Regions from separate parts of the Homo sapiens genome. Here region 1 is linked to region 2. Evidence: read pairs that join two places in POLR2A ChIA-PET (ENCODE). Cell type or tissue: MCF 10A. All regions are shown on one strand. Links, peaks and the distances in the headings refer to the core of each region. The heading gives the core; the rest is flanking DNA.

The links. ChIA-PET counts read pairs that join two places held together with the same protein. Peaks named below come from ENCODE experiments on the same cell type or tissue, not always from the same donor. Only the 100,000 strongest peaks of a DNase experiment are listed, where the experiment ranks them.
Region 1: POLR2A ChIA-PET joins it to region 2 with 5 read pairs; 1 of 35 experiments calls an interaction of 5 or more read pairs at or near these places.

Annotation. Positions count from the first base shown.
Region 1 is chr20:52,938,515-52,945,207 of GRCh38, forward strand. No RefSeq gene overlaps it. Among named protein-coding and RNA genes, the nearest start is that of TSHZ2, 30 kb to the right of the region's middle. In MCF 10A, for the core only: no CTCF peak of the experiment used is centred there; DNase peaks (open chromatin) are centred at 3,487, 4,897 and 5,117.
Region 2 is chr20:53,896,697-53,903,389 of GRCh38, forward strand. No RefSeq gene overlaps it. Among named protein-coding and RNA genes, the nearest start is that of BCAS1-AS1, 15 kb to the right of the region's middle. In MCF 10A, for the core only: no CTCF peak of the experiment used is centred there; a DNase peak (open chromatin) is centred at 3,105.

The sequences.
Region 1 (6,693 bases), core at 824-5,823, 960 kb before region 2:
AGACTCTGAATTTCCAAAACAGCCATCAGATTTCTGGCTTGGAGGAGTAGGTGGTTGGAGGACAAACATCCAGAGAAGGGGTTTTCATTTTCAACTGCCCTCTCCATGTTACACCTTTATCAAAAGATGTGACCAGCACTTGTTCTTTACAAGCAGTACCTTCACAATCATCAGCAGTGTGTCTGATTCACATTTTCTGACAACCCACGTGATAGATTTAATTATGCCCGTTTTCCAGTTGAGGCCATGGAAGACAGCATGGCCCTATCTACAAAACTGCTACAACCACCTGAGCAAAAGATAGATTAACGAGATTTAAATGCCAGCCTGCTTTTCCAGGCAGGTAAATCTAGATGCCTATTTGTATAAATTCAAGTAGGTTACATATAGGTTATCTACTTAGATATAATTATATTCTTCACATAGTACGTATAGTTGAGTGTGCAGTTTTATTTTATTATGTTTCCTAATTGAAACGAGCAGCAGCACAGAGCATCTAAAGTTATTTTTAAACCAAAACTTGCTTATCTTAGGCTTGGGAGTACTTTCTATGGTATTGCCACTCACCTCTCCCAGGAAATATACCTTTCTAATTATGTTTGGGTTACTTAGCATTTTTTAATGCTATGGCACACAATGTTACAGCAGGACACATCAGTGCTTATAAATATGACAGGAGTAATTGACAGAAAAAATAAGAGTTACACTCTAGACATTCACAATCTCTTCTATATTTTCCCATCTTTTCCCTTACACCGGGAGCCAGCAGGTATTTCTGCCAGAATACGCAGAAAGAAGGGAATAAACTTTAGAGACAGGCAGATGGGCTTACATCGTGGCAGTCTTATTGGCTAGGCAGTATTTGGCAAGCTATGTAACCTCTCTGAGCTGCAGCTTCCACCTACAAACTCGAGGTAGCAATATCTTTCTTGTAAGGGGTGTGTGTGTGTGTGTGTGTGTGTGTGAAAAGTTTTGTGAATATGTTATTAAGCATATAAAACACTGAGCCCAGTGCCTGGCATATGTAGAATTACTATTCAAAAATGTCAACTCTTTTTGTATATTATCAAGCCTCGTGAAAACAGGCTGGGGTATGGGATGCAGAGAACTAACGCCATTCAAGCTTAGCTTAATGAAGAGAGATAATCTTTATTCTTGTGATAACGTATGTAAACATTTTAATTCCACTTTTCATAGGTAACTGAAAAGATAGGGTGGTGCAGTTAAAAAAAATAGTGAGGAGAGAATTGGTGTACAATGTGATTTCAAATCCCGGGTCACCAACTTGGTATTTGTGTCAGAATGGGCAACATCTATCTGAGTGCCAGTTTTGTTCCTACACAATGACTTATATAATTATTACCCTACAGGTTTGTGGAGAGGATGCAGTGGACAAGATATGCATTGTCCTTTACCGGGGGAAGATTATACACACCAATCAGGCTTGCTTCATGTGACTTGCCTCAGCCAATCAAACATGAGCAAAAAATGACAATTGTCACTTGGGCAACATCGTTTAAGAGCTGACTCTTTTTTCCCTTTGTTTCTCCATCAGCATGGGTGCCCGAGTGAAGGGAACATGGAGCAGGGCTGCAGGTGATCTATGACAGATCTTACAGCAGGAGCAGGAGCTTGACCTTTGTCGTAGCCACCAAGACGGTGGCATCATCCCTTGCTGCCTCATAAACTGGCCTTTCAAACACAGAGAGTGTAGCGCCTTGAGCACAACTGCCAGCACGGGCCTATAAAATAACAACCCCCTTCGCCTTCACTGCCTCAAAGAAGGGGAAAAAAAGAAAAACATTTCCAGCGTTCTGTTGCTTTCTGACCTTGTGCTTTCTTTATTTGAATAATATTTACAGTATTTTGCCTCTTGCTTCCTCTGCCCCGAGGTCTTCATGGACTCACAGTCCAGGTGCTGAGGCAATGGGACTGCTTCCCCCACACTTCGGTCTCCCTGACCGAAGCCTTAGGCTTCAGAGGGCTCCTCCCCTGGGAGTGCGAAGAGCATCCATTCCACACCCAAGTCCCCTCAGATGCTTCAGTCTGTGCGCATCGGGAAAGCAGTTTGGAGTCATGGACACCCTTGGCGCTTGCAAACTTCTGCGGAATCTGATTCAATCATGCCTTTCCTCCCAACAAGAACAAGACGTTCTTTATGCTACAGATGCAAGAAGCAAAGACTAGGGCAGCTACATAAAACTCGCTTGGCTTTTCCATCTGAAATCCCAATGCCAGAGTCATGTCTGGGAGGGAGAGAAGACTGTCCGCACTTGATGTTATAGCTTACCTCACTTTTGCCCCTTTGTTCATTCTCACAAGGTCAAAAATGACAATTTCCTCCCAAAGATATTTTACCTAAAAAAAAAATGAGGAGAGGTAACCCACTTATAAAAACCCTGATAGATTTTTGCATTTAAGCAACGAATATAGTAAGTACTGTTGAAATGTGCATCACATCCAGATGGGAAAATATCTTTCTGTAAACGCACTGCTTACCTGGACTTCTCTGTCTCAAGTACTCAATTCTGCCTTGGAGCATACAAGCAGCCATGGACAATATGTAAACAAATAGGCATGGTTGTGTTTCAATAAAACTTTATTTATAAAAACAGGTTGTAGGCCAGATTTGTTTGCTGATTCCTGGTCTTTTAGACCCCTGTTGGCAGGTATAGTTTGCTGAACTCTGGTATATTAGGTCTACCCAGAAAGAGGTAAATATTTCTGAATGATTCTTTTTTTTTTCTTTTTCTTTTTTTTTTTTTTTTTGAGACGGAGTCTCGCTCTGTCGTCCAGGTTGGAGTGCAGTGGCGCCATCTCTGCTCACTGGAAGCTCCACCTCCGGGGTTCACGCCATTCTCCTGCCTCAGCCTCCTGAGTAGCTGTGATTGCAGCCACTCACTAGCACGCCCGGCTAATTTTTCTATTTTTAGTAGAGACGGGGTTTCACCGTGTAAGCCAGGATAGTCTCGATCTCCTGACCTCGTGATCTGCTCACCTGGGCCCCTCAAAGTGCTGGGATTACAGGCGTGAGCCACCGCGCCCGGCCTCTGAATGATTCTTTAATTCAAGTCTTCATAAAAACAACATAAAGAATTAATCAAGAGTAAAGTCAAAATTATATAGAAATATCTAAACTCTTTCACTTAGAGGTTACTATATTTAATATATGCATGTATATTTATATCAAACTAAAAAGTATTACATAATCTGTGATAAGAACCTGTAGTTCCTCATAAAGAAATGGTAAAACCCTTGGAGAGCTGTTATATCATGTGTAAGTTAGGATATTGCCTAAGATGCTGTTTAAAAAAAAATTATAGTGGTTTTACATGATAGAAGTGTATTTCTCTCTCTCTCCAACCATACTCAACACATGGTGTCTATCTCTGGCTTGTCCAAGAGGGTGGTGTCAATCATCTCCAGCTGTAACCATTAGGAATTGGGAAAGAGGCACGGGAAGTCACACCCAGCTCTTCTGGGGAGCATCGCACGCCACTTCTGCTCATATCTCATTAACCATAATTTACTCACATGGCCACAACCCAGCTATGAGGGAAGTTGGGAAATGTAGTCTCAAGCTGGGCAACCATCTGCTCCACTAAAATATGAGTGTTACATTGTTGTAATAAAAGACATAAGAGAGAGGAGAAAACACTAGCAGTCTTTTGCATACATCATAATGGAAAAGACTTTAAACTATGGAGTCAGACTGATCAATTTTGGCTCCACTCCTTACCAGTTATGTATTATTAAGGACCATTTAGCCTTTTTGAACCTCAGGTTCCTCATTGGTAAAATGAGAATGATAATAACAACCTCTCAGTTCCTCATTTTATAAGTCTCCCTATATCCCAATCATCCTCACTAGGGAGAGAAATCTGAACAGTCAAATCCACCCATGGTTCCAAATCCAGGCTAAGTTATCCAAGGGCACCGAGTGTTCAACACTGCCCATTTCTCAGTTCTGATTAGTGATATCAAAAGAGAATGGGCCACACCATGATTTTATTACTGACACTGACTTAAATCAAGGTCAGTGAGGAAAACAACTGTTCTGTTATGGGAAGCTTTCTTGAGCACACAGGCTCCAAGTTTTTGTCAGTAAAGTTATTTTCTTTGTGAGATTATTCCTTTTTCTCTTGCACAAAACCTTGCCAAACACTGGTGTACCTTTGTCCACTGAGGAAATAACTAGCCCACGTGTGACTCTCTCTCTTCTTATTGTTTTCTTCATTTGTATATGTCTTTTTTTCTTCTTAGTATTATTGTAATGTCATTAACACAGGGAAAGAGCCCTGTGTCAATGGCCATGGAAACAGAGCAACGGAGCACAGCTTTAATTGAACTACAGCCTCCTTTCCATCACACCTTTTGCTTGGCCCAAACCATTTTGTAATCACTGGAGTATAAATATTGTAGTTTTTGTCCCTTGTTTTGTCTTTCTCTCCATAAGGTCTGAGTGACCTCACACATTCCACTTTTCCAGATAAGACCTAATACCTTCCCCTTCTCCAAAACAATAGATTTTCTCCTCTGATACCTCTCATTCAACATCTACATTTGCAAACTGTTGCAAGGATTTAATGAGGTGATACATGCAAAGTTCTTAGAACCAATCATAATGCACAGTAAATGCTAAATTAAAAGTTGGCTCCTCCACAAACAACATAGAGTTGGTTCTGAGTTTAGCTTCCAATCCCTCCCCACTAAGAAATGGGTCAAGCCATTATCCAAATGTATCTAATGGAATTATCTATGTTCTTTGGCTTAAATTCTTCATTATTCATTCTTCCATGCCAGAGCAGTCTTCACTGAAACATCAAAAGGCTGCTTACTAATATCAGGGAATTCCCTGACTGCAATTGCCCAAAGGACACGCCCTAAACTAAAGTCTAGAACAGCTGTGGAGCTAAAGAAGTAGGCATCCCATGCCATGCTCTGCAAATTGCCTTCCAGTAATTCTTTATTGTACAGGAATGGCTTCTGTCTCTTTATGTTAGCCATTCCATCATGGTTTCCTCTCCCTGAACATTTTCTCTCTCTGCTCAATTGCATCTTCTAAGGCGGCCAAATGGAGTTTTGAAGCCAGCTCCTTTTAGTGTATGGAAATTTCCAGATTGAGATTGTTTCCCATTGGGCAATACCACAAGCATGACTCATCTGATGATGTACTCAATGTGTTCCCTGTCTCTGTAGAACTCTGGAGTCTTATAATTTAACATTATATGCATTATAGGATAAATGGTACATTATAATATGATGAAAATTGATATTAAAAGGCAGAAATCATTGCTGTCAATTTTTAGCTTCTTCACCATAATTTCTCAACTAATGTTAGAGACTCATTTTTTACCTCCCCACTAGGAGTCTCTAGTTTAACCAGATTCATGTGGGTATTTTTTCTCTTTTGTTGTCATTCATTTATTCATTCATTTTTCTACACACTGGTGTTTGTTTGTTTGTTTGTTTGTTTACCACTGGGTCTTGCTCTCTTGCCCAGGCTGGAGTGCAGTGGTATAATCATGGATCACTGCAGACTCAACCTCCTGGGCTAAAGCTATTCTCCCATCTCAGCCTCCTGAGGTAGTTGGGACTAGAGGCATATGCCACAACACCCAGCTAATTTATTTATTTTTTTTTGGTAGAGACGGGGTCTTCCTATGTTTCCCAGGCTAGTCTCAAACTCCTGGGCTCAAGAAATCCTCCTGCCTCAGCCTTCCAAAGTGCTAAGATTACAGGAGTGAACTACCACACCTGGCATAGTTGCACATTTTTAATTAATGCTTATCTTTTGCTAGTCACTGTGCTATTTTTACAAAGATAAAATAATGGGGAAGATAAACAAGATCTTTTCTTTATTAAGCCTCAAATTTGTTCTCAACGTACTAGACTTTTTCTGCTTCTCTGTACCAGTGATTCTATCCAGAACAGCTGCTCCCTTGTTCTTTGCCTATGCAAAGAGTATTTAAAGTCTTTATTCTCCATGGAAGCTTCCCAAATTATTGCAGCCCAGAGTGAAGAGAGAACCTTTCTTATCGCACACACATTTTCTAAATCAATTAAAAATTTGAGGAGTTATAGGTTATGTACAACAAAAAATGATTCTGAATGTCTTAAATTATACATACATATATTATATATGTACATATATTCATTCATTGTTCTTATATATAAGAATTTAATTATATATCTCATATAAAATTATGTATATATCTATACACACACGCACACATATATGTACAGTTGGCCCTTGAACAATGCAGAGGTTAGGGGCATCAACTACCCCAACAGAGTCGAAAATCCACATATAATTTTTGACTCCCCCCCAAACTTAACTACTAATAGCCTACTGTTGACTGGAAGCCTTACTGATAGCATAAACCGTTGATTGAGACATATTTCTTATGTTATATGTATTATATACTGTATTCTTACAATAAAGTAAATTAGAGAAAAGAAAACATTATGAATAAAAACATAAGGAAGAGAAAATATATTTACTATTCATTAAGCGGAAGTAGATCATCATAAAGTTCTTTATCCTCATAGTCTTCAGATGGACTAGGCTGAGGAGGAGAAGGAAGAGGGAAGGTTGGTCTTGCTGTCTCAGGAGTGGGAAAGATGGAAAAACATCTGTGTATAAATGGACCCCCTAATTCAAACTTGTGTTGTTCAACAGTCAGTTGCATA
Region 2 (6,693 bases), core at 1,181-6,180:
ATAACAATTGGAATTTTCATGTATGTTTTCTAATTCGTTGAATTATTCAACAATATCATTGATCCTCTATTAGATGTTCTAGGGCAGTGGTTTTCAAAGGTGAAATTTTGTCCCCCGAGGGGATTTAGCAATATCTGGAGACATTTTGGTTGTCACATCTAGAGCCAGCTGCTAGTAGGTAGAGTTGGCATTTAGTAGGTAGAGTTGGCATTTAGTAGGTAGAGTTGAGGATGCTGTTAAACATCCTACAATGCATAGAACAGCCTTCACGACAGAGAATTATCCAGCCCCAAATGTCAATAGTGCCATGATTAAGAAGATTAAGAAATCTCGGCTAGACTTTAGACATACAGTAATGAATAAAACAATTAAAAGTTAATATATTTACTATATATTTATAACATATATATGATGTATGCACACACAGAAAAATATAAGGGTTTTAAAATGTGGTATTATTCCATATATAGTTTTTTTTTTTTACTTAACATTGCTTCATGAATGTTTTACGATATCAAAAACTCTTCAAACACATCATTTTTATGCCTATAGAATATTGCTTCAGAAAGAAATGAAATTATTTTTAGCCATTTCTTTACATAAAAATTGATTTTGCTTTCTTTATTTAAAATAATGCCATGATGAACATCCTTATATTTACATTGTTTTATGACATCTCTGATTATTTCATTGGGTTCTCAGGCTGACAGCTCATTCTAGAGTAGGGTTATTGAGTCAAAGGGTACAAACTTTAAAACATCCTTAGTGTATGTGATAAAATTGCTTTGCAGAAAGGTTGTTCCAAGTTTTACTTGGTGCAGGAGTTTACATTAAAAATCAGAGACTTAGGGTACCAAATAAACATAGCTAGGGCTGGGCGTTGGTGGCTCACACCTGTAATCCCAGCACTTTGGGAGGCCAAGGTGGGTGGATCACGAGGTCAAGATATCAAGACCATCCTGGCCAACGTGGTGAAACCCCGTCTGTAGTAAAAATACAAAAATTAGCCAGGCGTGGTGGCGTGTGCCTGTAGTCCCAGCTACTTGGGAGGCTGAGGCAGGAGAATTGCTTGAACCTGGGAGGTGGAGGTTGCAATGAGCTGAGATCTCGCCACTGCACTCCAGCCTGGTGACAGAGTGAGACTCCGCCTCAACAACAACAACAAAAAACCCCAAAAACCCCCCAAAATAAAAAACAAAAACAGAGCTAGTTCAAGCTATGAATAACACATCCAGAACATTCTGGTGACAGGAAGAAGCCTTCAGAAACAGAATAGCCTGTTGGCTATTCTCAGCTGGCCATTTGGTCCTGGATGGACTCAGTCAGGCTCATGATACTCATTGTATTGTAATCACCCCAGCATGCAAACAGATTGGACAACAGTTCAAAGACTGGGCAACAGAACACAATTAAGAAGTGATTAACTTACGGGAAAAGATGAAAAGAGCTCAAGTATGAAAGCCATGTGGCAGAAAACCCTGGGAGGAGGTGATCACCATTTCCAAGCATTGAAATTCCATAAATAAAAGGCTAGAAGAGGAACTTCTCGGGGGATGATTTAAAAGGTAATGGCATATCTTTGAACAATGAGGATTCCAGGCTGAAATCTCAAGAGGAAGCTTCCTTGTTGTGGTTCTCGACAGGAATAATCCGTTGAGGAAATGATAGAATTCCTTTTAACGTGTCGGTAGGTGAAACAGCAAGAGGAACACAGGCCAATCAGATAATGTGAATTTGTCCTCCAGCAAGTGCTGCACCGGAGCTTAGTGAATGAGTAAGGTTCTCCCAGACTCAGGGCAAAGGGAGCACAGGCTCCACTATAGGCAGCAGTTGATGGAGAACCTCGATTTGGACGGAAGAAAATTCCTGGTTTCTCTTTTTCTGAGGCTGAAGAAGAACAGAAGCTCATCAAATAGAGGAGGGCTGGCTACTCCTGTAGCCATAAAAAGGGAGACGTAGATATTTTCAGCTTTGCAGACCCTCCAGGCTCTGTGTCAACCGCTCACCTCTGCCTTCGTAGACTAAATGCAGTCATAGACATGGGTAAATAATGTGTGTGGCTGTGTTTTAATAAAACTTTATTTGCAGAAACAGGCAGTGCCTAGGGAGCATGGTTTGCTGACGGCTGATCTCAAGAAGCGGGAAAGACGCCCTGTAAAAGAGCGAGGAAATTTAAAGAGAATGGGTTCAAGTACCATCTCTACACTTAACGGCTAGTTAATTAACCTTTGTGAACACTTGGGGTTTTTTTTTGTCCATGAAAAGGGTTAATTGCAGTGCCTCCCTCATGGGTTTGTTCTCAGAATCAAATGGAACAATGTCTGAATAATGCTTATCATAGGCCTGGGTGCACAGAGGTACTAAAATAAGAGAAAGAGTAAAAAGAATGCACATTTTATTATAGTTCTTACCCTATTCTATTGGGTTTATGTAACTGTTTCCTTCACTAGTATGAGCTCCTGAAGTTCAAAAATCCCACTTAGTTAACACACGTCTCCAGTACCCATCATGGTGGCACATGGTGGGTGGTGTTTTGGGTTTGAAAGCAGCACTGGGGATGGGGGTTGGGGGCAGTGGTTTAGTGAGGGAAGGCTCCCATGGGAGTGGGAACCAAGGAAGCAGGACACGGTGGGAGAAGGAGCGAAGCAGAGGTTTTTGTGAACTGGAGTCTAGCTTCAGCCTGATGCCTTGGGGATATACATTGCGTGTATCGGGAGCAGATACTGCACCCCAGCATTAGCTCATGTTGAAGCAAAGGCGCTGGCCTTTCATGGCCTGGAACAGTCAGTTACTGGCTGTAGGCTGGCCTCATTAAGAGTGAGGAGATAATCTCCCAGGTGAATTGGCTTCTGTGCTGCTGAATGAGAGCAGCTGGGAGCTGTTAGCTCTGCCAATGGGGTGGGGGGATGGGTGAGGGGGGCATGACAGCTTCTCTGCAGTGCCCAATTATTGCTTGTTCCATAAAAGCCTATGTGTTCTGTGGTTATGCTCTAAATCACCCGTGAAACACAGCTGGTTTATAGGAAACGGGAGAAGGGCAGAGCCAGGGTGACTAAGTCATCACCTGTCACTCCAAAGATAAATTGTTTAGCTGAGAGGCTGAGCCCAGAGATGGTGAGGAACCTGACTCAAGGATGGTGATGTTCTCTCTTTGCAGGGACAGGAAGTGGCTTCTTTTTTCAGTGGCCTGTGGGCGTTTCCTTTGCCTGGAGGAGTGTGTGGTACCATCCAGACTGAGGGTTGCTGAAATCCCTCACCGGGCTTGACACAAGTGCCAATAATGCCACAGTAACATCTGCCTGGGTTCTGGCATCTGGCGAGAGTGGGATTGAATCCCAGCTCTGCCACTTTAGCCATGTGACCTTGAACCAATGACTTAGCAATATAAGCCTTATTTTCCATGTCTGTAAAATGGGAATAGCAATACTTCCCAATTCTTAGGGCTTTTGTGAGGCTTAGAGTTAATGCTTATAAAATGGCTGGCACTTAATTAAACTCCAATTTCAATACACGGTAATTTTATTTACTTTCTTTGTTATGATGGTGTATTTGTTATGTATTTATAGAAATGGTATTGTTCAGTTAATGTTTCCCAGTTGTCATTTGCATATTACTTTGGATTTTTGCCATATCTGTTGCCACCTGTACTATTATTTATTTAGCATACATTAGTTGACTCTTGAAAATAAAACTTAAATAGTTTTAATAGGACCAGGGCAATAAGGGGTTTGGATGGGCTAGTGCTTGGCCTATGATAAGTATGCTATGAATGGGAGCTACTATTATCATCAACACTGACATTAAATGACTCTTAGTTTTGTATCCTATCTGGGAATTTGCATTGACTCATTTCATTTCTTCCTTTTAGAATCAAGTTGCTTGCATTCTCTCCATTGGATGAGGTCACGTCTTTACTCCTGCCTGAGCTAATTGATGTATTCTTAAAGTGGCTTGCTTGGCTAAGAATTTCATGCATAGTATCAGGGGATTTTTTCTTTCCTCTGTTAAATAACTTGGGCTCTGACAGATTACAAGGAAGTTATTACTCAGAGCTAAGTGCTCAAAACTGATTGTAGGGAGCAGTGGAAATTCCCCTTCCTTGCCTAAAATAACTGGAACTGGAACATGACAATATGAGCTTTGTCCAGGCTTGAAACAATATCCTTTCCAAGTGAATTTTGTACGGAAATACTTACCAATATATAGTGGTAGTTCTCACTGACAGGCTAGAAAAAGGTTAGTCATTCCCCGTATTCCATAGCTAAAAGGGCCATTGTTAGGGACAATAAGCCCCCGAGGAGTGAAATTTAAGCATGTGGACATAGTAATATTGGACTTACCTGACTTCTCCCTGCCCCTTATCCCATTTGATTCCTTCACTATCAAAAGAATCTAATTCCGGAAATAGACATGCTCTCCATTTGTTTGATTATTTTTATTGCAAGTATGTTTGTGACAACCTTCCCCTGAACACCCCCGAGCAGGTCCTGAGGAAACGGGAGAAGGAAATGCTCAGGTCCTTATAGTAGATGCGAGTTCAGAGTAGCTGACTCAGATGAATGTCCGTGAGTTCAAATTCCACAGCAGTTTTTAATCCCATGTCTTGAGCTGTTTCAGAAGGTTGATAATTAGCAAGGGCATGTGTCCAGCCCTCGCAGACTCAGGATGTAAAGATCTGGAGATTTTGTTGGAGTGAGTATTCCATTGCTGAACTGTTATGCTCATTATTACAGATTAAAAAAATAAACTGGGCAAGATCTTGTGAAGTGCTTCACTCTGTTTTTTTTTTGTTGTTGTTTTTGTTAATAAAAATTTCTTATTAAAAAAAATTTAAGGCTAAGTGGAAAAGGGGGGCAGGAATAAAAGTGGGAATCCGTCAATGAGCTTTTTTTGTTATTATAAGCTCCAAGAAATTTTGTTAGTGCTGGTCATATTAGCTAGTGTTAAGATTTTCTCAAGGCCTGAAATCTACTGCATGCAATTTATTAAGCTGCAGCACCCGTGCCAGGAAACATTCCCCTCTAAAGGAAGAAGGAGGCGGAGTGTAAGGGTTATTTTGATTTACCTTTCCTGGCTGAGGTCTCTGAAATCACTCTCAACACAACAGGCTTCCTCTTTTGGGGAGGGTCTCCCTCTCCCACCAACCTTGCAGGTTCAGGAGGGAGGCCCTGGGGGGCAGGAATTTGCTCCACCCACTAAGTGAGGCCAGATGATTCTGGCATTTAGTGGAGTGGCAGGTGGGACTTCAGAGCTCACTAAAGTCTTTCCTTGCTTTTCCCTCTTCCGTGTCTCTCATCAATGCAGAGGAGTCACATCTTTAGGCTCCTAGAATGGATATGACTCCAACTCTGCCATCCCAAGCTTGGCAGGGGTAATAGTAGGAATGAGAGGGAAATACCAATATTAGTGGGGCCTGCCAATTCACACACGTGCAGGTCGCAGGGGAAGCTTGAGCTGGGAGGGCGTGTGATGCCGGCTCTTCCCTTAAGAAGGGGGCGTCCCCCTGCTCCTGAGCGAGTAAGCACAGTTTACAAAGGCATATATATTTTTTCTTATACTGTACTATGGTACCTTGAATGCAAGTCTACTATTGCATCTATCACAGTATTCAAAGAAATAGTCATCTCTATACTCCACAGTACCCCTTATGTGGATGCCTAAAGAGACTTGAAAAGAATCCTTATGGCAGCATGGCTGGTCATGGTGATCACCTGGATATGCACAAAATGGCCAACAAGGAGAATGGGTTCTGGGTTGGGTATGTGTTCCAAGTATAGCCAGAGAGATTCTTGCCTGGGACTTTCGTGAGAGCTATTGGGAAAAAGGGGTGTGTGTGTGTGTGTGTGTGTGTGTGTGTATGTGTGTGTGTGTGTGTGTGTGTGTGTTTCTTTTGGTTTCTTTTGGAGCCACCAGTTGTGGGGACCATCTAGGCCTGAAGCTACAGATGATTGCTTTGCCATTCACATGGAGACAGCCTACTTGAAAGTAATGGCAATATAGAGGAAAGCAGAGCCAAGAAATAGAGAATGACACATTCTTGATAACGCTTCTCGCCGCCTGGATCCAGCATGCCTGAAGTCAGCAGTAAACTTGGATGCTTCAGTTACAAGTGCTAAGTTCCCTTTCATTCTTTTTTTTTTTTTTTTGAGTTGGAGTCTCGCTCTGTTGCCCAGGCTGGAGTGCAGTGGCATGATCTCGGCTCACTGCAAGCTCCGCCTCTCAGGTTCACGCCATTCTCCTGCCTCAGCCTCCCGAGTAGCTGGGACTACAGGCGTCTGCCACCTCGCCGGGCTAATTTTTTGTATTTTTAGTAGAGATGGGGTTTCACCATGTTAGCCAGGAAGGTCTCGATCTCCTGACCTCATGATCCGCCTGCCTCAGCCTCCCAAAGTGTTTAGATTGCAGGCGTGAGCCACCGCACCCGGCCTCCTTTCATTCTTAAACAAGATGAGTTATGTCATTGTCATGTGCAACAAAAGCAGTCTTGGCTATTTCATCTTCCTCCTATTGATCTGAACTCTAAATGTATAGGTAAATACTTATTTGGTTAGAGACCAAGCTTTGCAAGAGAGAAAAGTCACTATTCCAAGGACCAAGCGCTTAGGCTCATTTGTGCTCCAGGTTGGACTTTTATTTTGAGAAATTGGCCTGCTTTAATCACAGATAATTTGTCTAAGCTATTCCAATTGCGAT